Regions from separate parts of the Homo sapiens genome. Here all the other regions are linked to region 3. A link is a loop called in an ENCODE intact Hi-C map of the cell type or tissue named here. Cell type or tissue: heart right ventricle. All regions are shown on one strand.

Evidence for each region. A loop is a pair of places that touch in the nucleus more often than their neighbours do. Peaks named below come from ENCODE experiments on the same cell type or tissue, not always from the same donor. Only the 100,000 strongest peaks of a DNase experiment are listed, where the experiment ranks them.
Region 1: it touches region 3 in a loop (2.9-fold over the local background); 12 of 110 quality-filtered maps call a loop at or near these places.
Region 2: a loop joins it to region 3, with 2.6 times the contacts of the local background. A loop is called at or near these places in 9 of 110 quality-filtered maps.

The regions. Positions count from the first base shown.
Region 1 is chr5:111,852,523-111,860,522 of GRCh38, forward strand. It overlaps a transcript of NREP not described here. Among named protein-coding and RNA genes, the nearest start is that of NREP-AS1, 56 kb to the right of the region's middle. In heart right ventricle, no CTCF peak of the experiment used is centred here; a DNase peak (open chromatin) is centred at 4,737; H3K27ac peaks cover 2,486 bases.
Region 2 is chr5:112,011,879-112,019,878 of GRCh38, forward strand. NREP-AS1 (NREP antisense RNA 1) reads left to right here. Exons shown (of 4, transcript NR_046678.1): 4 at 5,262-5,428. Among named protein-coding and RNA genes, the nearest start is that of NREP-AS1, 100 kb to the left of the region's middle. In heart right ventricle, no CTCF peak of the experiment used is centred here; no DNase peak of the experiment used is centred here; H3K27ac peaks cover 2,076 bases.
Region 3 is chr5:112,142,677-112,150,676 of GRCh38, forward strand. It overlaps a transcript of EPB41L4A not described here. Among named protein-coding and RNA genes, the nearest start is that of EPB41L4A-AS1, 14 kb to the right of the region's middle. In heart right ventricle, a CTCF peak has its summit at 4,444 (motif pointing left); DNase peaks (open chromatin) are centred at 298 and 4,435; H3K27ac peaks cover 2,395 bases.

The DNA of each region.
Region 1 (8,000 bases), 290 kb before region 3:
CAAATGAAGAGACATTTATGAAGTACCTATTATGAGCAAAGCATGCTATTGAGGTTGTATTTAAAGCCGGGAGTCCTGGGTTTTAGTTCCATCCCATCAATGACCTTGGGACCTTAGGAAAGCCCTTTCCATTTTTTGTGGGGGAGGGGGTGTGTATGTATTTTACTAGCAAATTGGGAGGTAAGTCTTCCTTAGGGTAATATGTTCTGTGACTCAATACAGTGTCATTGTTTTTGGAGTGTACAAGCAGGACATTAAACCATTACAAGTGGACACTGGAACATGGACTCTGGAGCCAGATCACTAAGGTTCAAATCTTGGCTCTGCCACTTTAGTCCTGTGTGACCTTGAGAAAATCACTAAACCTCTCTGTGCCTAGATCCCTTAAAGTAGATAGAGTGAGAGAAGCTTCCTCAAAGGGTTGTTGGGAGGACTGAAAGAGCTTATTGAAGAACTTCATACAAAGGGACATGCATGAGAGAACTGCTTGGGGTGGTGGAAGCACTCTATATATCCTGGTTGTGGTGATGGTGGTGGTGGTCATACTACTTTATACTCTTGTTAGAACTCAGAACTGTATACTTAAAAAGAGTTAATTTACCATAAGAAACCTGATTTTAAAAATAAATGTATGATTCCAACTATATAACATTCTAGGAAAGGCAAAACTATATAGACAGTAGAAAAATCAATGATTTCCAGGGGTTAGGAGGTAGGGAAGCAGGGATGAATAGGTGGAGCACAGGGAAATTTTAGGGCAGTGAAACTATTCTTTATCGTACTGCAGTGGTGGACACATTGTCATTATACATTTGTCAAAACCCATAGAATGTACAATGTTGAGTGAACCCTAATGTAAACTATAATCGTTAATAATAATGTATAAATATTGGCTCACCAGTTGTTAACAAATATACCACATCAATGCAAGATGTTAATAATAAGGGGAGCTTTGGGAGGGGGGAGGGTTGTATATAAGAACCCTCTATGCTTTTCATTTAATTTTTTCATAAATCTAAAACTGTTCTGAAAAGTCAACTCAATTACAAAAAATTACAACTACCAAAAAAAGTTTTAAATAGAAGCACTCAGTAAGTTTGTTACTATTATTACTATTCCTTCCTATAAAAACAACCAAAGTGTCTCTTTTTCTTTCTTCTTTTTTTTTTCTTAAAACCATGCTGAGATACCTAGGCTTGGGCTGGATCTCAGGGAGATAAGTGAAAGAAAAGGCAACAGAGGGTGGTTCCTCCCCATACAAACTTCTTAAATACTTATTTTTAAGGTTAATATAAGCTTATAAGTGTGTCCCTCTCTGAGCATCTGAGGTCTGAACTGCACATGGAAGCTGCTCTTTTCTCCTGAGCTGCTCTTGCGCACCATGATTCAGCCACAGATGCTCTTTCTCGTTTCATGATGTGTCTGCCGGAACTGAAGACATGCAACAGCCAATTAAATATCACATTTTCAGTGCCCTTGGGAAAACCATACAGGAAACAGACTGTGTTTATATCTCACACCTCTGGGGAGGCTGCACAAGCTGAAAGCAATGTAGGATTTTTCCTTCTCTTTATTCTCAAAGAAGAATTAAAAACAAAAATCCAAGCCACCCAGCCACCCAAAACAAACAAGAAAAATGTAGTTTCAAATATAGAAACACTCTCCTTCATGATGAATTTGCATGTGGGAGAATTGTCATAAAGTCTGTGAAAAATCTGGCCACAAGCTTTTTAATTTGAGGGGCTCAGCAGTTCTTCATGCTGAGAGTTATTAGAGCACATATCCCAAGTCCACCCAGCCCGGGGCCAACCTTTCCTTGGCTCTGTCAGGGAGCACTTTGTAGGGTTTCACCTGCTGATGGAGCCCTAGTTGACAAGCTCATAGTGAGGGTGTGAGCACTCCCAGGGTGCCAGAAGTCTGGCAGCCCAGGTTCACTGAGATGAGTAGTCTTTGTGAAGCTGTAGACAGGCTACATAATCTCCCCGAGCTTCACTGTTTACATTGGTGAAACATGTGGGTTAGACTAGAAAATCTCTAGGGTGCCTTCCAGCCCCACCATCCTGTGATTCCAAATTCCAATTCAGTGGTTTTCCAGAGCTGAAATCCTTTGTGAAAAATAGTTCTAATCAATTAATTCATGTATATGTCTGTTTCTCAATTTCTATTTTTTCATTGCGTAAGTGAAACATGAAAATGAATAATAAAACATGAAAAAAACTTGACAGATAAGGCCAGAGCCCCTCTGATTACCAGCTCTGTTACCTTCCCTTCTGCCCTTTCCCAGAAATAACCACTGCTATTACTCTGCATGTATTCTTCCAGATCTTTACACACCCATATAGATCCAGAGAAAATAGGCAATATTGTTTTCAGTTTTTACGTAAATAATATTAGTTGTTTTATTTTTAATAGCTATGTACTATTCCATAGTATGAATAAATTCTTGTTTATTCATCTACCTCCCTACCAATGTTTATTCAGGTCACTGATTTTTTTTTATTAATATGATACAATCAATGCCTCATGGTGAATGAGTGGGTACATTTTTCTAAAGTAGACACCAGTAAGTGGAACTCCTGAATTAATTACTTCAATTTAATAGGTATTAAATTGTTCCAGAAAGTGTCTATGCCAAATTGTACACCTATAAGGAATACATTTTCAAAGGGTCAGGTAGACTAATGGTTAAAAACATAGGATCTGGAAACAGACTGCCTACCAACGCTTATTGGTTTGGGACTTTGATCAAGATATTTTCCCTGTGCCTGTGTTTCCACATATATAAAATAGAAATAAAATGCTTATACATGATAATTTGTTCTAGGGATTATTAGCACAGTTGTCGGCACAGGTAATTAATCAATGTTAGCTCTAATCACTATTTTTACTAGCTTTGGTTTGAGGAGCTTCAAGCTTTTTAACCAAATAGGTCTATAATCCCACCTCCCAAATCACTCAATGAGTCAACATTTTTCCAGACCCAGAGGTTAAATGCCTGCTGGGCTCATTTAACTCACACTTCTTTATCTTTCTGTGAAGTGAAGCCAGCAGGGCCCTGACTGACAGGCCACCAGAGCCTGTTTGTACAACAATCTTTGCTAATGTAAATAGCTAAATGCAAACTGCAACATCTAAGAACCTTCAGGGGATTTGAGGATGTTCTTGGAAGGGGCTGATTTCATTAATATTTAAGAAGCAAAAGACCTCCAACACAGACCATCCTGATCCCACATGCAAAGCCACCCCTAGGGGTTGCAGGACCAGGACAAATCACACAGGGCCAACCTCCCCAATAATACTTTCATGCAGGCGAAATCAGGTGAAAATGCACACCAAATGTAGCTTGGAGGGGGAAAAAAAAGATGAAAGAAAACTGTTTGCAGCTGAAAGGAAGTTTGTGAAGAATGAAGGTCCTGTTTTGTCTACTTTTCTTTGATGTTACTAGAGAACACCTGAGCATGGACAGACCCTGGGTGGGCCAGCTTTGGTTAACTTGCTGGGCACCAGCTGGAGAGGCCTCTCTCCATTTTGTTCCTCCCTCTTTTGCTAGTTGTATACTAGTACACCTGCCACTGAGGCAAGGGGAAGCATGGTGGGGGATCTGGGAGGTTTCCAGCGAGGATGCTGTCTGCTCACAGAGAAGCTCATCCCAAAGGGTTACCAAATCTAGCTGCTTTCAAAGGGATCGTAAACATATGAACTAGATTTTATTTTAGTAAAACTTTACAGAATAATTACTGATGCCTAGAAAGGTTAATGGACTTGCTTAAGGTCATACAGATAGTGTCAGAGCCTCTAAAGGACCCAATGTGTGTTTCACAGCCTAATGCCCTTTCCACACATGACACTCACTTTTTAATATACACAATAAGCGACCTAAACAAAAAACTCATATTCTTATATTAAAGCTCCTAAGACATAAATTTATTCTCAGACATATGGCTTGGACTTTGGTGTTCTGTATAAAGTACTGTGTTCGAAGCAGTATGATGGGAGATTAAGAGGAAAGGTTGAGAGTGTCACCAAATCTCCATCTGAATTCCAGAGCCCATGTTAGTAACTAATCTGCACACTGCCTTTACTAGAAGGAATGCATTCTATCCTTAGCTCAACTACCTGACCACCTGGGACAGTGCCTACTGGTACCCTAAATAATCACCAAGTTGATTGTATTGGGGCATTCAAATTTGCCTATTTTATGATACGAAGATTTTTTTTTTTTAACTTGAAAAAAACCGACTGGTTTGATGACTTGCTTCAGAGACATTGAAAGAACATTTAAACTTAAATCCTTGCCCTCTTTTCAGCTTCCTTTTGACAAAAAGTAAAGTTGTATTGATTGGTTGGCGGCTGGTTGAGTAGTCATGCTTTCAACATGCAGTTGTCGTCTACTCTGTGCTAGATTGTTTTTATAAGTTTGATGCCAGCCCCAGTATGTCTTGATTTTAAGTTGCTTTTGTTTCTGTATGTTTCAGTTTAGCCTTTTTGTAATTTTACCTCAGATTTTTATGTTTATAGAAACATGCTAAATATTGCTGCATAATGACAAAACACAGCTGTAATAGGAAATTTCCCCAGAATCCAAAGTGCTTGTGCTTGATTTACAAATGGAAGCTAGCCTGCAGGTTTCCCTGGAAAGCAGGGCTGGGAGTGCCGAGAGGAAGCGTGGGAGTCTTGTCCTAGTGTTTGTCACCCCACAGTGTGGGCCATAGCAGCACTATGTCCAGAAGTTTATCTGAGCAGGAAGTAGGTCAGGCCTTGGGGCCATGTGGTGCTGTGTAGTACGGGCTTTACTGTGAGCACAAGGTGTGCTTGTTATAGACAGGAGAGCAGAATCCAAAAGCCAATGATAGTTCTTCAGCCCACATGATGGTTGTCCTACCTCTGAACTACTGGCCTTAAAATAACTTAAGTGTCACATAACTTATCACGTAGTGAAAAAATGAAGCATTTTCCATAAATACTCCTGAAATCAAACTCTAGTAGTCTTAAGCTTCCTGAGGGTGTGGATCATATGGTAGTCTCACCCTACTGTCAGCTGTGTATCGGGGTGATGGGTGTAGAGTAGGTGATCAATAAAATATCCAACTGATCACTAAATTGTCTTCTTTGGGACACAGAAATTCCTTGAATTCTTTTCACCACTCTCTGGAATAGAAGCTCCACAAGTAGATGGCTTTTTGTTGGTTTTGTTCACTGCTAGATCCCTAGCTTCTAGAAAAGTGATTACAACACAGTAAGAACTTAATAAATATTTGTTAAATGAGAAAATAAATGGATGCATATGCTGTTTTCTGTTTTCCTCAGGATGGCAGCAGAGAGAAAATGAGTAGCTGTCTACCTTCCTATAGCACATAAAAGCAATAGGAAGTGACAATAGCCACTGTCCCAAGTGGGAGTCTCTTTCAATACCAAGCCTGGAATCAACTCCAAAGGAGATTAAAAAAAAAAAAAGACCCATTCAGTCCTCTGCTATTTGAGTCTACTTTATAACTAACATGCTCACTTTCAGACTGCAATACCTAAAAATGAGAAAATGACAGGGAGCAATGGTTCTCTGAGTTTCCTACAACCAGCATCATCAACGTTGCCGGGAACTTGATAGAAATGCTCATTTTTATGTATTACACCAGACCTACTGAGTCTGAAACTCTGGAGGTAGAGCCAGTAGTTGGTGTTTTAACCAGCCTCCCAGGTGATTCTGATGCACACTCGTTTAAGAAACACTACTTAGAGGTCTGGGGTGCATGTTTCTACACTCCCCTCCCTCCCCTGCAGTAAGGTTTCTTTCTATTTTATTTCCTTTTACTTTTCTCTCCCTACATGATCTGGTTTTTCCACAACCCGGGTCTCTCCCACCAAGTCCAGAGCACCCACATTAACTGGTCTAGTCTCATCCTATATGTCTTGGTAGCATCTGTGTTCAGCTTTTGACTGAAAGGAGTAGGGTAGCTCTCATGAAGAAATCTAGACAAAAATATTTAGCAAACATAAGAATTTAGCCTGTAATCCCAGCACTTGGGGAGTCTGAACAGGAGCATCGCTTCAGCCCAGGAATTCAAAGTTGCTGTGAGCCATGAGAACACCACTGCACTCCTGCCTAGGCAAGAGATTGAGACCCTGACTCAAAAGAATTTGGGAGCTAGTAGGGGCTTTCTCGATCATAAGGTCTGATTCATTCACTTTAATATACAAGGAAAATGAGTCTAAGACTAAATATCTTACCCCAAATCAAAGACTGTTAAAAGGCTAGAACTTGATCTGGCCATTTTTAAACAAGATTCCTCTACCATTATGCTAAAATGCTCCAAACAACCTTACGAGCATCAACCACCAACAAGAATACATAAAACATTTCTATGGTTTAGTAATTATCACAAAAACCTTCAAATTCATTCCCATTTACCACCAAGAAGGCAAAGGGAAAGGTAATATATGAATAACCAGCCAAAGAACCAGTCATAAAAAATAAATGAGCCAAGAAAGTTCTTTTCCCTTCTACTCCACAGCACTGCACAGGGGTAGATCCTGCTGCCCATGTGCCTCTGGTATCCTCTACCATCAGCTGACTTACATAATGTGAATTGTTGAGACTGAAGAAGATGGTTAAAGAGGTCATTCCCAGTACTTCAAATTATAGCTTACACAGCTAGCTCCTTGTCTCTCACCCATTGAAAAGCCTTTATCTAGGAAGGAGTCATTCTGAACAAAGATTGTTGTCTTTGGCTGCTAGACACTCAGAAAGGGAGTTCACAGTATGAAGTAGTTATTAGTTGTAGCTAGCCAAAAAAATCTCAGGCACAATTTAAATGGTGCAACAAAATATCCATCCAAAGAAAGGGAAATGATAAAAAGTTTAGAAAGGCAAATTGCTTTAAGAATGCAAAAAATTTTGCCAAGGAAAAAAGTCAATATTTGAATCAGAGATGAGAGTGTGCCAGGGCAGCTCTGTCCCATAAGATCTCCTCTGGCTATTTAGTGCAAATTAGGAAACCAAGGCTGGAAGCTTGTTAGAGGCCATGAGGGATGAAGGTTGAGAGACAGGTCTTAAAATGGCAATGCTAATGGGATCTGGAGTCAGGCACAACCTTGTACCCCGCTGGCTCACCCCTCTTCTACCCTACCGTACCTGTAGGTATTTATTTTTCTAAAAACTGAAAGAGGTCAAGCCCGGCCATGCTGAAAACAGAATGGTTCCAGGAATCTTGCTGAGAAGTCCAAAAATATCTACCATCCCACAGGCAACTTTATCTGTCCAGTCTTTTTAAATCAGGTCATCCTCCTAACAGTGCCATGGCAATTCTGTTTCTTGGGGGGCAGTAAACATAAACCTAAATTAATTCAGGATCAAAGCACAGGTCATGTCATATATTTTATTAGCATTCTTACTCTCCATCAATTTGATTTTAGAGGCTCACCCAAATTTCTTTCAGACTTCAGGTCTGTGGGCTAATTTTCAGGGCAGGCAAGTACTCTGGAGCCTTCCTTATGATTCTCTTATTACATGCAAGTTGCATAATCACGTTGTGAGTGAAAAATGTTGTAATGAAATCCTTCTAGGACTTCCAGGAATAAACTTTCTTGGATGGGGTCCAAAATGAAATCACCTTATACTGAACTCAGGGATTATAGCAACAGTTGCAAGGCACCAGTGTGAGTATGTGTACTTGGGGAATAGGAAACACTTCTTTTGAGTTCTCTGTCTCCACAAATGATACCACTGTCTCCCTCAGACTACACTGAAGACCTTAGTGCCCCCTTTGATTGCCTCTTCCCGTTTACCTAGAGCCAACATTTCAGCAAGATCTGTCATGTGTTTCTTTGAACTATTTCTTCCATTTATGCCTTTTTCTTCATTGTATTGCACTTTAATCCTAGATATCATCAGTTAGTGATGAGACCCAGGGTCTCATTCTTTCTCACTATTCATTCCATTTGCACTTTATCCATTCTAGCAATTTATACTTTAATCTTGAGTCCAGTCAGTTAGTGCTTAGGTT
Region 2 (8,000 bases), 130 kb before region 3:
TAATCTGGTACAGGATTTTGCCACTAACTGACATCAGACTTATGAATCTGTAACTTGCATGTTTCTAAAGGATGAAATCAGGCTGGGGATCAATATCTCTTTCTGAAAATATTTGAAGGATATGACAGTGTTTGAGAATCACTTTTGTGCTAAGGGAATTGAGAGGGAGAAAGTATTGCCTAAGACAAAGGTTGAAGATAAATAGGGCAAGATAAATGGAAGAAGGAGTCAGTGCAGTGCCCTGGAGAAATGGAGTGATATTTAAGAGGTTTGCATTCAATTCACAGAGAGGAATAATCCAGGTCACCCAGGGTAAAGTCCTTAGAAATCAAAGACAATGTCTTGATTCTGACATCTGGTAAACGGCTCTCTCATAGCTTGAGATAAAAGCCAGACTTACTTGGGGAAACTTGGAAACCTTTTTTAAATAAAACAAAGGAAATTATTTTCTATGACATCACACCAACTCTGCCAACTCCCAGTTTGCAAATGCTTGTCACAATGTTTACAATTAAAAATTCAAATACACAAAGTCCTTGGTTCCACTGCAGTTTAGGAAGGCTGCCAAGAATCTGGGATAATTCCTTCAAGGGAAAAGAAAAAAACCAAACAAACATCAAATTGATGACAAAGAATTACAGCTCAACCCATATAATAGACAATAGAGGGTTAAAGAAATTTCATTAAATGGGTCAGCCCAGGGCCTATCTGATATCAAGGAACTAATTGCCTTTTTTCTCATAATTGTAAAAGTTTATTCCCAAGTTTTGTTTTAGTTGACTTCCTTAGTGCCTACATTAACTTTTCAATCTTAAAATCAAAATACAGACTTAATACTACTTTCATCAAGGTTAAAAGCAATGCCCAACCAAGGATGAGACATGGCCAAGAGAAAAACTACTTTTGATTATCTTCTGGTTAAATCTTATCTAAAAAAAATTTTTTTTAGGCAATGCTTGAGTAAAGTATCTCATGAACAGAAAACTGAATTCTCTGTTCAATTTTTGCTAAAGAAGCAGGAGGTAGAAACTAGAAATCCTAAAATTGCCAAATTTAAAACAGTCTTACTGATTAAATTTCTTCTCAACTTAATATTAAGAACAATTTATTATTATGCCAACAGCAGCTAGCCCTGAAAATAAATATGTTTTCTTTAGGGAAGGCAGCTAAGGCAACTAAAACAATATGCCAATTGTTTCAGGTTAGAAATATCATTGAAATATTATCTATTTCAACATAACAATCTTTTTTTAACCAGCATTATCTATGAAACAGCAACCCAATGTCAGGACTAATTATAGAGATGGATATTTTATTCTATAAATGGGTGTTGTTCCCTATATTGTGTTATATGCCCCGAACAGACAACCAGGCACAAAAGCAAATAATTTTGAAAAATGAGCAAAGGAATAGGTTATATTGCAATGAAATTAACTATATGCTAAATGAATCTGACATTTAATGATGATCATTGTTGTGGTACATAGCAATTATACCTAATTGCCAATTTACATATTTGTTGTAACTAATATTTTAACAATTTTTTTTCCTCTTTACTTCTCGGCATCTACTGTCAATGCTGCTTGACAGTTTTCCTCACTCCATGATAAATTTTAATTCTTATTACTTTATTTCTCTCATACAAGTTAAAACAAGATTCTTTGCTGACACCTCAGAGTTAGGCCCAGGGCTCCTGTCTGTGCCCTGCCAGTGACTAACCCACCCTGGACCAAGACAGTAGTCCTTCAAGTGCCATTTTAACTGCTGTCCCTCCCTTCAGAACCATGGAAGTCCTGATGTCTGAGGCACCAAGAGAATGAAAATGTAGGTTATAGGTCTGCATAGGAGGAGCTGGGGATCTGACAAGTACATGCTGGAAGTAGAATACAGTGAAGTGCTGAGGGGAGCAGGTCAACCTAGGCTGGACAAAAAGGTGGAGAGATAAGTCTGTGAGCTTGCACTCTGATACCTTCAGAGAAAACACAAAGCTGCTTGCTTTTGGCTTTTTCCTGTTTACTTTCTCCCTGACATTTAACCTTCATACTGCATGGATGACTTACAAAGGAGGGATAGTTCAGCTCCAAGTTATTCCATAGGCATCTTTCTTATCTTATGAATTGCTTCCCACTAGGACTTACACAATGCCTCATATACTGTGGGGACTCAATAAATAATTACCAAATGTACTATTTTTAATCATTTTAAAATAAATGGCTCTGTATTAGATGTATCGTGCTCACTAGAACCAGGTTACTGACTGACTTCACTGATTGAAGGTTACTGAATTGTTGATCCATAAACCCTCCAGGCATCTAGGGCATTGCAGGAAGTGCTTCCGCTCAAGTTTCAGTTCCAGGTTGTTATCCAGCGTTCTAGGTCCAAAACAGGTAGAAATCTATTTTCTGCCACAAATCTACATTTTGTCTTAAATAACTGTGTGAATTTAATCCTAGCTGCTTGATCTGAGGGTAGACAATTACACTACTTCAGTTGTCTCATCTTTAAGAAGAGGGGATTATTCACTTAACTAAATTTTATTAAATGGTTTCCTCCTGGAAAGAATGTAGTAGGCACTTCTATGGAGGAGAAACATGGGAGTCTGGTGCCTGTTATTTTCCTTAGGGGCTGTGATCATCCAAAACAGGTAGTAATCTATCATAGTGTAGACATTTGCAAGGAAGGGTATTTAGAAACATCTCTTAATAAACAATGTTAACAGTCAAAGCAATTCTTCCCCTCCACTTTCTTTTCCTTAAATCTTTGCTGGGTCTTAACAAGGACACTGATAAACCACCTTACATTCCCTAGAGTTAGAAAGCTTTTTTTTATTTCTGATCTAAATCCAGGCTGCTATTGCTTAAATCCATTTTCTCTTATTCTATTCTCTTGGAAGACAGAGAAAAATCATTCATCCTCCTCTATATTATAGTCCTTCATGTATTAAAGATTTCAGCCTTCATTTCTCCAGGTTACATAATGCCAATTCCTTTCATTTTACTCATATATCTTATTTTCCAAGCTTTTAAATTAATTCCATTGCACTCCTCTTGGACTCTATGGATAATGAAATAGTTATGCAGCTCCTTTCAGATACTAATTGGGTAATAAACCTTCAGGGAGGGAAGTATTTTTAAATCTTAAATCAGAATCTCACATGATCTGAGATTTAAAACATTTCTGGAGAGCAGAAGGAGGTTGGAAAATGCACATAAAATTGGCACAGAAAGCATGGGAAGAAATGGGAAAGTACCATTTGGATATTATTGTTTTATAAAAAGGAAAGCTGAAGCATGTGTTACAGCAAATAAGTAAAAGATACATGAGTAAAGTCACAATTAAAATAAGCAGCTGCAATTCCTGGTTCCCTACCAAATTGCTGTCAAGTGATTGTGATATCTGATCATAACAATCTTGACTGAAGCTTAAAAAATAAATCACACTATCACAGTTTAATTGGGCAGTGGAAGTTCACCATTCACTGTGTTAATATTATTTTGCTAGAAAATCTTCCAGTTCTCTTTTTTTCTGTTTCCAACTCAGCTTAATAGAACAGTCCTGCTCCACTGATGTGTTCTCCAGAGGGAATCAAACAAAACCTCTGAGACTGTTAATGTATTAGATCTCATGTGATATCTAAAATCAATTACTATGTATATAAAACATTATTTTCATAAATATCCATCAACCAACACATAGATATATCTATACAATGGAATATTATTTGGCCATGCAAACGAAGTACAGTCAACCCTCTGTATCCACAGGTTTCACATCCATAGATACGACCAACCACAGATCAAAAATATTTAGGGAAAAAATAAAAGAACAATAAAAATAATACACATTCTTAAAATACATTTTAACTACTATTTGCATAGCATTTATATTGTATTAGCTATCATAAGTAATCTAGAGATGATTTAAAGTATACAGGAAGACATAAGTTATATGCAAATATTGTGCCATTGTATATAATGGACTTGAGCACACGTGAATTTTGGTATGTGGGGGTGTGTCCTGTGACCAATCCCCCACAGATACCAAGTGATGACTGTATTAATATGCTACAGCATGGATAAACCTTGCAAACGTGATGCTAAATAAGCTAGATACAAAAAGCCAAATACTATATGATTCCATTTGTATGAAATGTCTGGAATGGGTAAATCCATAGAGACAGAAGCAGATTAGTGTTTGCCAAGGGATTGGAGGAAGAGGGACGAGGATCAACTGCTTAATAGGGACAGGATTTCTATTTGGGGTGATGATGAACTACTGAAACTGCATAGTGGCAATCATTGTACAACAGTTGTGAATGTAATAAAAGCATGGGAATAAATGGGAAAGTACCATTTGGACATTATCGTTTTATAAAAAGGAAAGCGGAAGCATGTGTTACAGCAAATAAGTAAATAAGTAAAAACTGTTAAAACGATAAATTTTATGTCATTTGTATTTTATCACAATAAGGAAAATATTACTTGTATTCTCTGGTACTGTATGTACTAATGCAAAATGAAGCCAAGATAAAATAAGACACCACAGTGGTTGACTCTCTTGCAAGTCGGTAATCAGTTGGTTGAGTATTCACTGACAGCCTACTCAGAGCAATGTACTGGGCTAGGTCCTGAGACACAGCAGCAGAGACAGATATGGCTTCTGCCTTGGAAGAGCAGGCAGTTTAACAGGGCATCCATTCTTCTACTTATTCTGTCCTACCAGTGCTATGTTTGCTCTTAGAGGAAAAATAAGAGGAATAAGTAATGCGTGAGCTTTATCAATCCATCATATATATATGTATATAATATACATGATTATATATCTGTAATGAAAATAACCAAAAACAAGTCAAATAGCTGCTTAAATACATAAGAATTCATCTCAGGATTCTAAAATAAGGATTGGCAAATTTACACTTAAATTAACACTTAACCATAATATTATTAGATGCCTAAAAAAAGAGATCGTTTACCTGCACCTCAATTCACAGAAAGGGATCCTTTCGGTATTATACAGTGTTTAACATAAAGAACAAAACACACGAAATAGTTTGGATTATCCAGATTACTGTTCAGTAAATACTTACTCCTCCTACCCTTCACCACCCCTCTGTGGGCATGGCGTATTTCCCTGTCCCATGGATTTGGGGTTCCGGCACATACTGACTTTAGCCAATGGAACCTTAGAGGATGATAGGCATAGAGGCCTTAAACTTGTTTGCACAGTTAAGTTTGGCTCTTGTGTTCTCGCTCTTTACACAGGAACTGCTGAGTAGACGTACTGGTCCAAGAACAGTGAAAGACATGTAAAGCAGATGTAACCCCAAACAACAGCTGAAGAAGAGTTGCCCAACTCCGCCAGCCTAGATCAAACTGCAGTCAAATGTACACCCTTGAGCATGGGAATAAATTCATGTTTTTGTAAATCATGAAGTTTTGGAGGTTATAGAGCATTATTTTGGTAATAGCTTATTATTAATACAGCCCATACACTGAAATAAACCCCAGAATTATTTCACAATGTATGATTTTTAAAACACACTTAGAAAGCTAACCATCAATAAATTAATTTTCCCAACTCAGTTATAGATTTAGTATTAAAAATGATTAACTATATAAAATAAAAATTTAAACTAAGTAGCCTAACTTGTATCTATTAGCAGTATAACTGGTAAAATCTGCAAGGATGTATTACTTGGAAGTTAAGAAATATAAAAACTATTTGCTGAATACATGCTAATATAATCAGGTTCCAATAAACATCTTGATGAAAGCAAATTAATCACTAATCTGACATTTTCTTTTGGCAAATTAGCAAGATTAGGTTTCACATTAAATGAAAATGTGTGTGTAAGGACTTAACAACTGAAAGAATATAATTCAATTAAATATCCTCCCAGTATTCTTCCATTTCAGACATTTCTATGCCTAATTTTCATGTTTTCAGATCTCAGGCAGGGCTTGTAAAGCAGTGTCATCTTTCTTGTGAGATTTTCTTTACAGAATAGCCAAGACGTTTGTAGGGAAAGCATTTGGCACATTCAGAAACCTTATGATGTTATTCTTTTAACCTGTGTCCCTCCATTGGTCTAGCTGGAAAATTAAAAACACTACACTTGGTTCTCACAGTGAATATTAAGAAGGTGTTTATTTTTTTTCAAGTGAGCCTCTTAAAGAAACATAACTCAGTTTTAATTTTTTATTGAGATCCAGGATCTTTTCCTAACAAAATGCTGGTTTATTAGATAAACAGTGTTTACAAACTATAACAGAGCTTCTAATGGAAGTAAATTTTACTCCCATTGGATGCTCTCTGCCACTAATAAAAAAAATATTTCAAAATAATACACAAAGAAGAAAATGAAACAATGTTCATTAAGAAACACAGTCCACAAAAAGAAATTTAATCTTTATGAGAGTTAGGAGTAATGCTTGACAATAGATGAATAATACAGGTGACCAAATAGACATAGTATTCTATTTTCTTGAGATGGCTGATAGTTAAAAATGACAGTGAAAAAACAAAATATATCCCTAAACAACAACAAAAGGAGATGTGGCAATCAAGAGAAACCCCAGAGGCAGGTCTCCAAAGTAAAGCCACTACATGTGTCTTTTGGCTAACTTAAGGTAGAGCTATGAAAACCATTTCTTGTGTGTTCATGCATTGTAAGGCAGTAGATCTTGTGATCAGGAAGAAAACTTAGAGAAAGCAAAGAAAGACAGTATTTGTGGAAGGCTATAAATTTTCCTGTCATAAAAATTGATAGATATAATATGTTCCTATGTTAATTCAGAATTGCAGTGGAACTCCTAAATAAATCAAAAAACTAGAAAATTTTTAATCTCTAATAACCATAAGACCAAGTAAATTTCAAGTCTAAATTATTTTAAAGTTTAAATGACTCCCAAGACACCTTAAAAGTTTTCCATCTTTGTGGTAGGCAAAATTCTAAGACAGCCCCCCAAGATTTCTGGCATCTTGTATACATACATCTTCTCCCAGTTATTCAATCAAATACTAGTGCCTCTGTGAACGAATTTTGTACTTGTATCATAATTACAGACCCAAATCGGTTGACCTTAAGTTAGCACTCAACTATAAGTGAGCCAGGCTTAATAACATAAGCCCTTTAAAAGCAGAGAATTTTCTCCCTGTGGTTTCAGGAGAGGAAGTTAAGAGAGTTTCAAGGTGCAAGTGAGATTTAATGAGGGGAAAATTCCCCATTGCAGACTATACATTTGCTATTGAACTGTAAGCAATTATGACAAATTTGGTGGTTTAAAACAATGTAAATGTATTCTGTCACAGATCTGGAGGTCAGAAATCCACAATTAGTCTTAAGGGGCTAAAATTCAGGTGTCAGCAGGGTTGGTTCCTTCTGGAAGCAGCAGGGGACAATCTGTTCCTTGATCTTCCAGCTCCAGAAGCTTCAGCACTCCATGGCTCTTAGCTGTATTGCAGCAATCTCTGCTTTCATTGTCGTATTGCCTTCTCCCATAAAAGGACCCTTGCGGCTACATCAGCCTCATCCAGATAATCCAGGATAATCTCCCATGTCAAAAATCTTAATTATCACACCTGCAAAAATCCTCTTTGCCATATAAGTTATCACATTCAGAGGTTGCAGGGATTAGGACATGGAGATCTTTTGAGTGAGGCATTATTCAGCCTACCACACTGGCTTTGAAGATGAAAGAAGTTACATGACATGATGGTGAATTTATGTGTCAACTTGACTGGGCCACCAGGTGTCTAGGTATTTGGTTAAAAATTACCCTGGGTGTGTCTGTAAGGATGTTTCTTGATGACTCCAAAGACACTTTAAAAGTTTGAATCCTTTAAATCAATAGACTGAGTAAAGCAGCCTACAGTCCTCAATGTGGGTGGGCCTGTTCCAATCCATTGGAGGTCTGAATTGAGCAGAAGGCAGAATAAAGTAGAATTCACTCTTTCTGCCTGTTTTCACTCTGGGCCATCAGTCTTCTGCACTCAGACTA
Region 3 (8,000 bases):
GAATGAGATTTTCGGTCAGAAGATTAAGGCCCAAATCCTGTCTCTGCTGCTTTCTAGCTTTATGACCTTGAGTAAGTTTCTTAACTTTTGAAGTGTATGCACATAATACCTTTCATAATAGAATAGTTGTGTTCCCATTGTTTCCATGCCTTTCTATATCCACTCTCCTTGACTTTTCAGTTCCTCTCATTAAGAATAGAGACTATTTCCTCATTCCTTGAAACTGGGCCAAGAAAATGCTTCAGAAGTAGTTGCGTGCCAGTGCCAAGAGTGAGCCATGAGAGGATTCACATGCCTCCACTCACTCATTTGGCACCTGCTTGAAACTAGCTAGGGTTAGCCTGCTGGAGAGGCAATATCCACTCTTGTGTGCCCAGGTGACCAAACTCTACACCTATGAATGAGGCCACCCTAGACTAGTAAGTCCTAGAAATCTGCCAACTTACCGCAGACTCGTTAGCAAGCCCATTTATGATCACCTGAGCCTGGTCCAGACCACAGTTACCCAACCAAGACAAAGACTTGTGAGTTAAACAAATTATTGTTTCAAGCCACTCAGTTTCAGGGCAGTTAGTCATACAGTTATAGCAAACTGATACAGGTACTACATAGGTTGTTGTGAAGATTAAATGAAAAAAATATGTAATGCACTTACTGCAGTGCCTAACATATAGTAGATTCTTAATGGATTGTTGCTACTTTTATTATCATCATACCAAAATGATCTGTTTTTATGTTAATGAAGTAATAGTTCATGACAGTGCTTTTTCTAATATTTCTTTCTGAAGGCTGTATTAGTCAGGATATAAATGACAAATACAAATCAACTTAAATTTTAAAAGGAGTGGTTCATTAGCACTGATGTCAGACAGACTGAGATCCAGACCTCAATATCACCATTTCTCCCCTATCTTCCCTGTCTCTCTTTGTGTTGGCCTCATTCTTACTATTGCAGACAGGCTTTCTCTACAAGAGATAAAGTCAGCCATCCTCAGCTATTCTTCTAGTGCCAGGAACATAGAAGCAACAGCAATTTTCCCTATTGACTCCAATATAGAAAAGTCCCAGACAAGGGCTCCAATTGGCCCAGCTTGAGTCACGTGTTAATACCTGAACCAACCACAGCAGCCAAGGAGGTGGGGCTCTCTGTCCACATCACTTCATGTGCTGACCCTGTATAAACAGGGAGAAAGCAGAGTCTGCACTGAAGACATAGAAAAGAAGGGGGAAATGTGCTCAGTTGCCAAAGACAATACTACCAGAAGCCTGGAATAATAAATTATGCTATGGCCACCCTCCAATTCACCCCTTATTATCACTGGACTGGATCTTTGGACTTGAAGCCTATAGTCCACTAAGGCAGAAAATAAACTGCCTTCAGAAACAGAATTCAGGGCTCTGTGCCTACTTTTCTCCCTATAATCATTCCTTAAAATTATTTTAACCACCCTGATATGGAGCAGCCCTGGGAATATGAGGGAAATCAACCCAATAGATATGTACTTTTAAGGAAAAGCATTTTATTATACTTAACTTCCCATTCTTTTACCAACATACAAATATTCTTATTGCACTCTCATAGAGCTTTTGGTGTTCTAGACACTGAGATTTTATTTTATTTATTTTGAGACAGTGTCTCACCCTGTTGTCCAGACTGGAGTACAGTGGTGCAATCACGGCTCACTGCAACCTTGACCTCCCAGGGCTTAGATGATCCTCCCACCTCAGTTTCCCAAGTAGCTGGGACTACAGGTGTGTGCCACCACACTCAGCTAATTTTTTGTAGAGATGAGTTTTGCCAAGTTGCCCAGGCTGGTCTTGAACTCCTGGGCCCAAGCAATCTGCCAGCCTCAACTTCTTAAACTGATGGGATTACAAGTATGAGCCACCGCGCCTGGTCTTGGTTGGATACAGAGATTTTAGAGGCTTTACTGGCCATGGCTGAATTTACACCTAATCCTCAAAGATGATATCTTTTGTGAGCTGGATCGTAGGATTGTAGAGATAGAAGAAAACCTAGAGGTCATTTATATCTAAATTGGGTGAAAGTAGCAATGACATCCCAGGTGATAGACATTGGGGCCATGGGTGTTGCAATTGTTGCTACTGCTGTTATAGTTGAATGTGTGACATAAATGTCACATGTATGAATATGTAATCTTGTGCCCATGCCCCACTTGAGGTTATAGCACCTAGAATTGAAAAGAGGGTAGTCCAGCCTGCAGGAGAAGAGGGAGGGGATCCCCTCACTCCTTTGCCATGCCACACTTTTTAATCAATGAAACCTAAGTTAACATTAACTTTGTTTAAAAAAAGTAAGTTAATTCTGGCTGTGCGTGGTGGTGACTCATGCTTGTAATCCCGGCACTTTGGGAGGCCGAGGTGGGCGTATCACTTGAGGTCAGGAGTTTGAGACCAGCCTGGCCAACATGGCGAAACCCTGTCCCTACTAAAAATACAAAAATTAGCCAGGCGTGGTGGCACAAACCTGTAATCCCAGCTACTTGGGAGGCTGAGGTGGGAGAATCACTTGAACCTGGGAGGTGGAGGTTGCAGTGAGCCAAGATCACATTGCTGCACTCCAGCCTGGGCAACAGAGTGAGGTTATATAAAGTGTGGTTCATCTTAATTTGATAACGGAGATTTTATGTAAAATCTCTTCTGCACCACCATTTTAGAGATCTTACTTGAAGTGCTGACTTGTCAATGACAGAGATACTGAAGAAACTGCTAAATGAATGCTATTTGAGATGGAGATTTTGTATTTTTATGAATCAAAATAAATAAATAAAAATAAGTTAACTCTGCTGACAGCCATTGTACACAACTGATTTATACTATCTTCACTGCCAACTACATTTCCTGTCTTCTTCAGATTTGTCACAGCTACTTATCCTGTATACATGCTATTGACTTTAGGACACATGTAGTGGCCTTTACATGTAGTCTCTTTAAAACAATTCTTGCTATACTACCAAGTTTAACCAGCCTAAGACTTAGGATCTTGATTTGACCATTTAATTTATTCTATTTAATTTCACATCATCCCAAATTTGATAAACGTGCATACAACATCCTCAACCAAATCACTGTAAAAAGAATTAAAGAAAAAGGCCAAGAACAACCCTAGACACATTCCTCCATTTGATATCAATCTATTAAATAGCTATTGAGACAATTATCAATATACATAATTACACTTACATCCCAGCCCCAATATCACTTCATCCAGAAGTGTATTATGAGAGACCTTCTGAAGTGCCTTGTTCAAACTCAGATTTCCAAGTTCTCTGCCCTTTCTAGGTCTGGAGGTCTGGACACCCTGTTAAAGAAAAAAGTTTGCTGTGACAAGTGTCAAACCCAATCTGGCTTCTCATGAAGTAGGTGCTACTGCCTCTAGGGACTACTCACCCATTCATCTGATAGGGTCTTACAGAATCGAGACCACATTCACTATTGTAGACCAAAGTTTATTGAAATTACTACTCCCCCTTTTTAGAAATGTCAAGCATCGCGATCCTCAAACTTCTGCCTTTCAGCCATTCTTGGGCTCACCATGATTTCTGGGAAGGTTTCATATTCTCAATTTCAAGTTCAGAAATATAACTCACCCATTTGACAGACTTCAGATCTCTAATGGAACAGCTGCAATTCTCTTTCAGTGGCTAAAACCAAATACTAACATTAATACATGAACAGCCCACTCATTAGAAACCCAGGTTTTGTGTTTAGTGCTGTTTGAGTAATTCTGTGTCCCACAGGAGCAGAGGATCTTCCAACGCTGTTTGCGCTCCCCAAAGACTCTTGCACCATCAAGCTAACAGCAAGGTTACTGACGGAAACAGATTTTTCTAAAAATATCCTTGGCAATGTGTGGACATGAAACACATGCCACATATATTTAGTCATAAAAATATAAAAAATTTATTTTTGTCTAGCAACTATTTATTTCCAGATGTGTGACTAAGCACAGCAACCAAATCATACCTGACTTAAAAAAAAATTAAGACCAGTCGAGCTGCCTAACCACAGAAGAAAGGTCTATTAATAATTTAACCCTCGTTGCTACTGGCAAGCTGGCTGCAGACTGAAGCACCAGCTTTATCCTCCTGGTTAGCTTAGAACATAGAGTCTGCAGTACAGGAATCTTACCACTCAAAGATGTTTCATACTTGTCTGAATTGGAATGCATAAGATGTAACCTTAACAGGTCTTTTCTATTAATTAGACGAGACTTTTATTTAAAGAAAAGCCTCACCTTGGAAAAACAAGTATGAAAAATATAAAAACCAGGTTTAAAACACCTGGAAAATGTGGTGATTCTACTCCAATATGACTATTCAGTTGTTCATTTATTCCAATTAAAGTGTAATCCTGTAATGTGTAAAGTGTAATGTGCTGCTCTAAATTAGTGTGGGTTTTGTGCTTGGCTTGTACTGCCACCTGGTGGTTTTCTACATGTAGTAACATCAGACCCAGGAATGTCTTGAATTAGTATTCATTTAGCAGTCTATTCAGTATCTCTGTCATTGACAAGTCAGCACTTCAAGTACGATCTATAAAATGGTGGTGGAGAAGAGATTTTACATAAAATCTGTGTTATCAAATTAAGACAAACCACACCTTATTTAATCACATCATTTTTATGTGAACACATTTAGCATAAAGATTAGCAAATCTGAGCCGGGTGCGGTGACTCACGCCTGTAATCCCAGCACTTTGGGAGGCCGAGGCAGGCGGATCACCTGAGGTCAGGAGTTCGAGACCAGCCTGGCCAACATAGTGAAACCCCTTCTCTACTAAAAGTACAAAAATTAGCCGGGTGTGGTGGCATGTGCCTGTGGTCTCAGCTACTTGGGAGGCTGAGGCAGTAGAATCACGAACCCGGGAGGCAAAGGCTGCAGTAAGCCAAGACTGCACCACTGCACTCCAGCCTGGGCAACAGAACGAGACTCTGTCTCAAGAAAAAAAAAAAAAAGATTAGCAAATCCATAATGAAAATTCCATAAGAGAAAAAAATTTAAGGGTAATTACACCCCCAAAATAAGAAAAAAATGAATGAAAAAGACAAGGCCTTTCCAAATATAGGCCTACCTGGCTTTTGATAAAAACAGGCCTAGCGCGGTGGCTCACGCCTGTAATGCCAGCATTACAGCATTTGAGACCAGCCTGGCCAACGTGGTGAAACCTTGTCTCTACTAAAAATACAAAAATTAGCTGGGCAAAATGGCACATGACTTTAGTCCCAGCTACTTGGGAAGCTGAGGCAGGAGAATTGCATGAACCCAGGAGGTGGAGGCTGCAGTGAGCTGAGATGGTGCCACTGCACTCCAGCCTGGGTGACAGAGTGAAAAAACAAAAATAAATTAAAAAATAAACGCAAACACCAGAAAATTGGGAGTTAAATAGTATTACTATAATATAATAGTATTACTATATAATATAATAATATAATAGTATTACTATATAATATAATAATATAATAGTATTACTATATAATATAATAATATAATAGTATTACTATATAATATAATAATATAGTTTAGTAGTATTACTATACAAAAGTAGTTTCCATAGGTTTCTTTGATATGTTTTAGAATTCATGTTTCTCTTTTGTGAAATGTCTCTTTTTGACTTTGGCTCTGATGATTTCCCAGTGTTCATATGGATAAATGTGAATATTTTAAAATTAGGGTTATATTTCTTTTAATTACATTTATTATAAGAATTTTACCAATTGATACATGGAATTTTCTTTAATTATTACTTTAGTGACAGAACAGTTTTAGATTTTCCCAAATCAAGACTACCAATTATTTTCTTATTCCATTTTTTTATTTATTTTTTAAATACATTTTATTCTGAAAGGTAATATTTGTTTTGAAAGGTAACACTTTCTCATGGTTCAAAAGGGAAGAAAAGTCTCTGTTACTTCATCATTCATTGTAACCAGTTTCTTGCCACCTCTGAGAAACAGCCATTGATTTTTATGTTTAGTAAGTTTTTTTTACAATAAAATATTTTCACTTAGCCTTTCTATCGTGATTTTTTCCATTTAATTTTTAAACTACATAGACATTATTTTGCTTTTTAATATCAAGTAAATCTCTTTTTTGTTTTTTCCAAATGGCAAATCACTGTTGCCAGCAATGTGTGTTGGATAAGTCCTCCCTCCTCTGCTGATTTGGGATATTTACTTTAAGACTAAGGTCCAGCATACACTAAGAACTGTTTCTGAGTTATATCTTCCATTTCATTGACAGGGAATGCCTGTGCAATTACCATGCTAATTTAATTATCTTGTAAAATTCAGAATATTTCATATCTAGTATTTTAAAAGGAGTTAATACTCCTTCACTACTATTTTTCTAAATTGTTCTGGGTGAATTTGTGCAGCAGCAATAGAAAAAGAATTGTTCTGGCTATTCTCATCATCTTATTATTTTAAACGAACTACTGAATATAATTTTGTCAGGTTCCCAAAGAATTAGATCAAGTTACTTTAAGAAAGAGACTCTGGCCAGGCACAGTGGCTTATGCCTGTAATCCCAGCACTTTGGGATGCTGAGACAGGAGGATCATTTGAGGTCAGGACTTGAGCCTGACCACATGATGAAACACTGTCTCTACTAAAAATACAAAAATATTAGCCAGGCGTGGTGGCACGTGCCTGTATTCCCAGCTACTTGGGAGGCTGAGGCAGGAGAATCGCGTGAACCTGGGAGGCAGAGGTTACAGTGAGCTGAGATCGCGCCACTGCACTCCAGCCTGGGCAACAGACCGAGACTCCATTTCAAAAAGAAAAAGAGAGACTTTGTGAGCACTCTAAATTATGAATTATTTTGGAAAGAATTGTTACGTTTATACATAGCTTGTTAGTTGAAAAAGCAGGATTAGTGATAAGCCCTTCTAATGTTCTTAAACTGGATAGTTTTTCAAGGAACAAATTGAAAAAACCTCAAAAGGTGCTTTGTGCCTGCAATATGGCAGTAGAGCTACGCAGAGAAATCCTATAATTCAGAACAAATAAAAATACTGGATAAAATATTTTAAAATATTGTTCTAAATGCGTGTCTGAGTTGGCTGAAAAATATGGGACGTCCTGAGAGGCCACAAATAAAAAATAACAGGAATCCAAAGCAAGTTCTGGAGCTGGGATTTGCCTGGGACATTTGCTCACCCCAGTGGCTTATTGCTTAGGCTTCATAGGGCCACTTGGGAGTTAGGAGATAAGACATGAGGCCTGTGCAAAATGTGATAGGATTATGACCCACGCATAACGTCTGTTCCCTGAAAGGTAACATCCTCAGTAAGTGAATGGAAAGGAGGGAGATCACCCTACAGAAGAGAAACAGTAGGGATGATTAGCCTATGTAGTATGAAAAATGATAAAACAGGGAGGAAAGTTTTCCTTGAAAATGACTAACACCAGCCCTCCCTCATGTAGGATGGGGTAAGAATTTACACTTATGTGTAGTCTGAGTGCTCCCAAGTCAGTGATACTCCAAGTACTCAGCAAAAACAAACATAAAGGCTTTCTAGAGGAACAGACTCAAATGGTTATCACAAATTAATTTCCAAACAACATCAGTTCACATTGAAAAAGAAAATGACAAACCCACGAGAAAATGGGCAACAAGTGACAGTCAGCTAAAACAGAGTTAGACCCTGTCAATCAGAGTATCAGAGTATTGAATAGTGTGTTTCATCTATTTCAAGACATAAAAGAGGGTGCATAACAAAAAAGCAAAAGATATCCTAAATTACCTACATCTTTGAAAAAAAACAAAGGGAACTCCTAGAAAAATAATGTATAATAACTGACATTAAAAACTCAGTATTAACAGCTGAAAAGAGAATTAGTGAGTTGGAAGATAAAGCTGAAGAAGACAAACACCAAGTCTCTGATTCAGGAATCCCAGTTAATCATAGCTAGGTTAAATAAAAAGAAACTCACATCTACTCATATTGTAATAAAATTCAGATCATCCAAGAAAAAG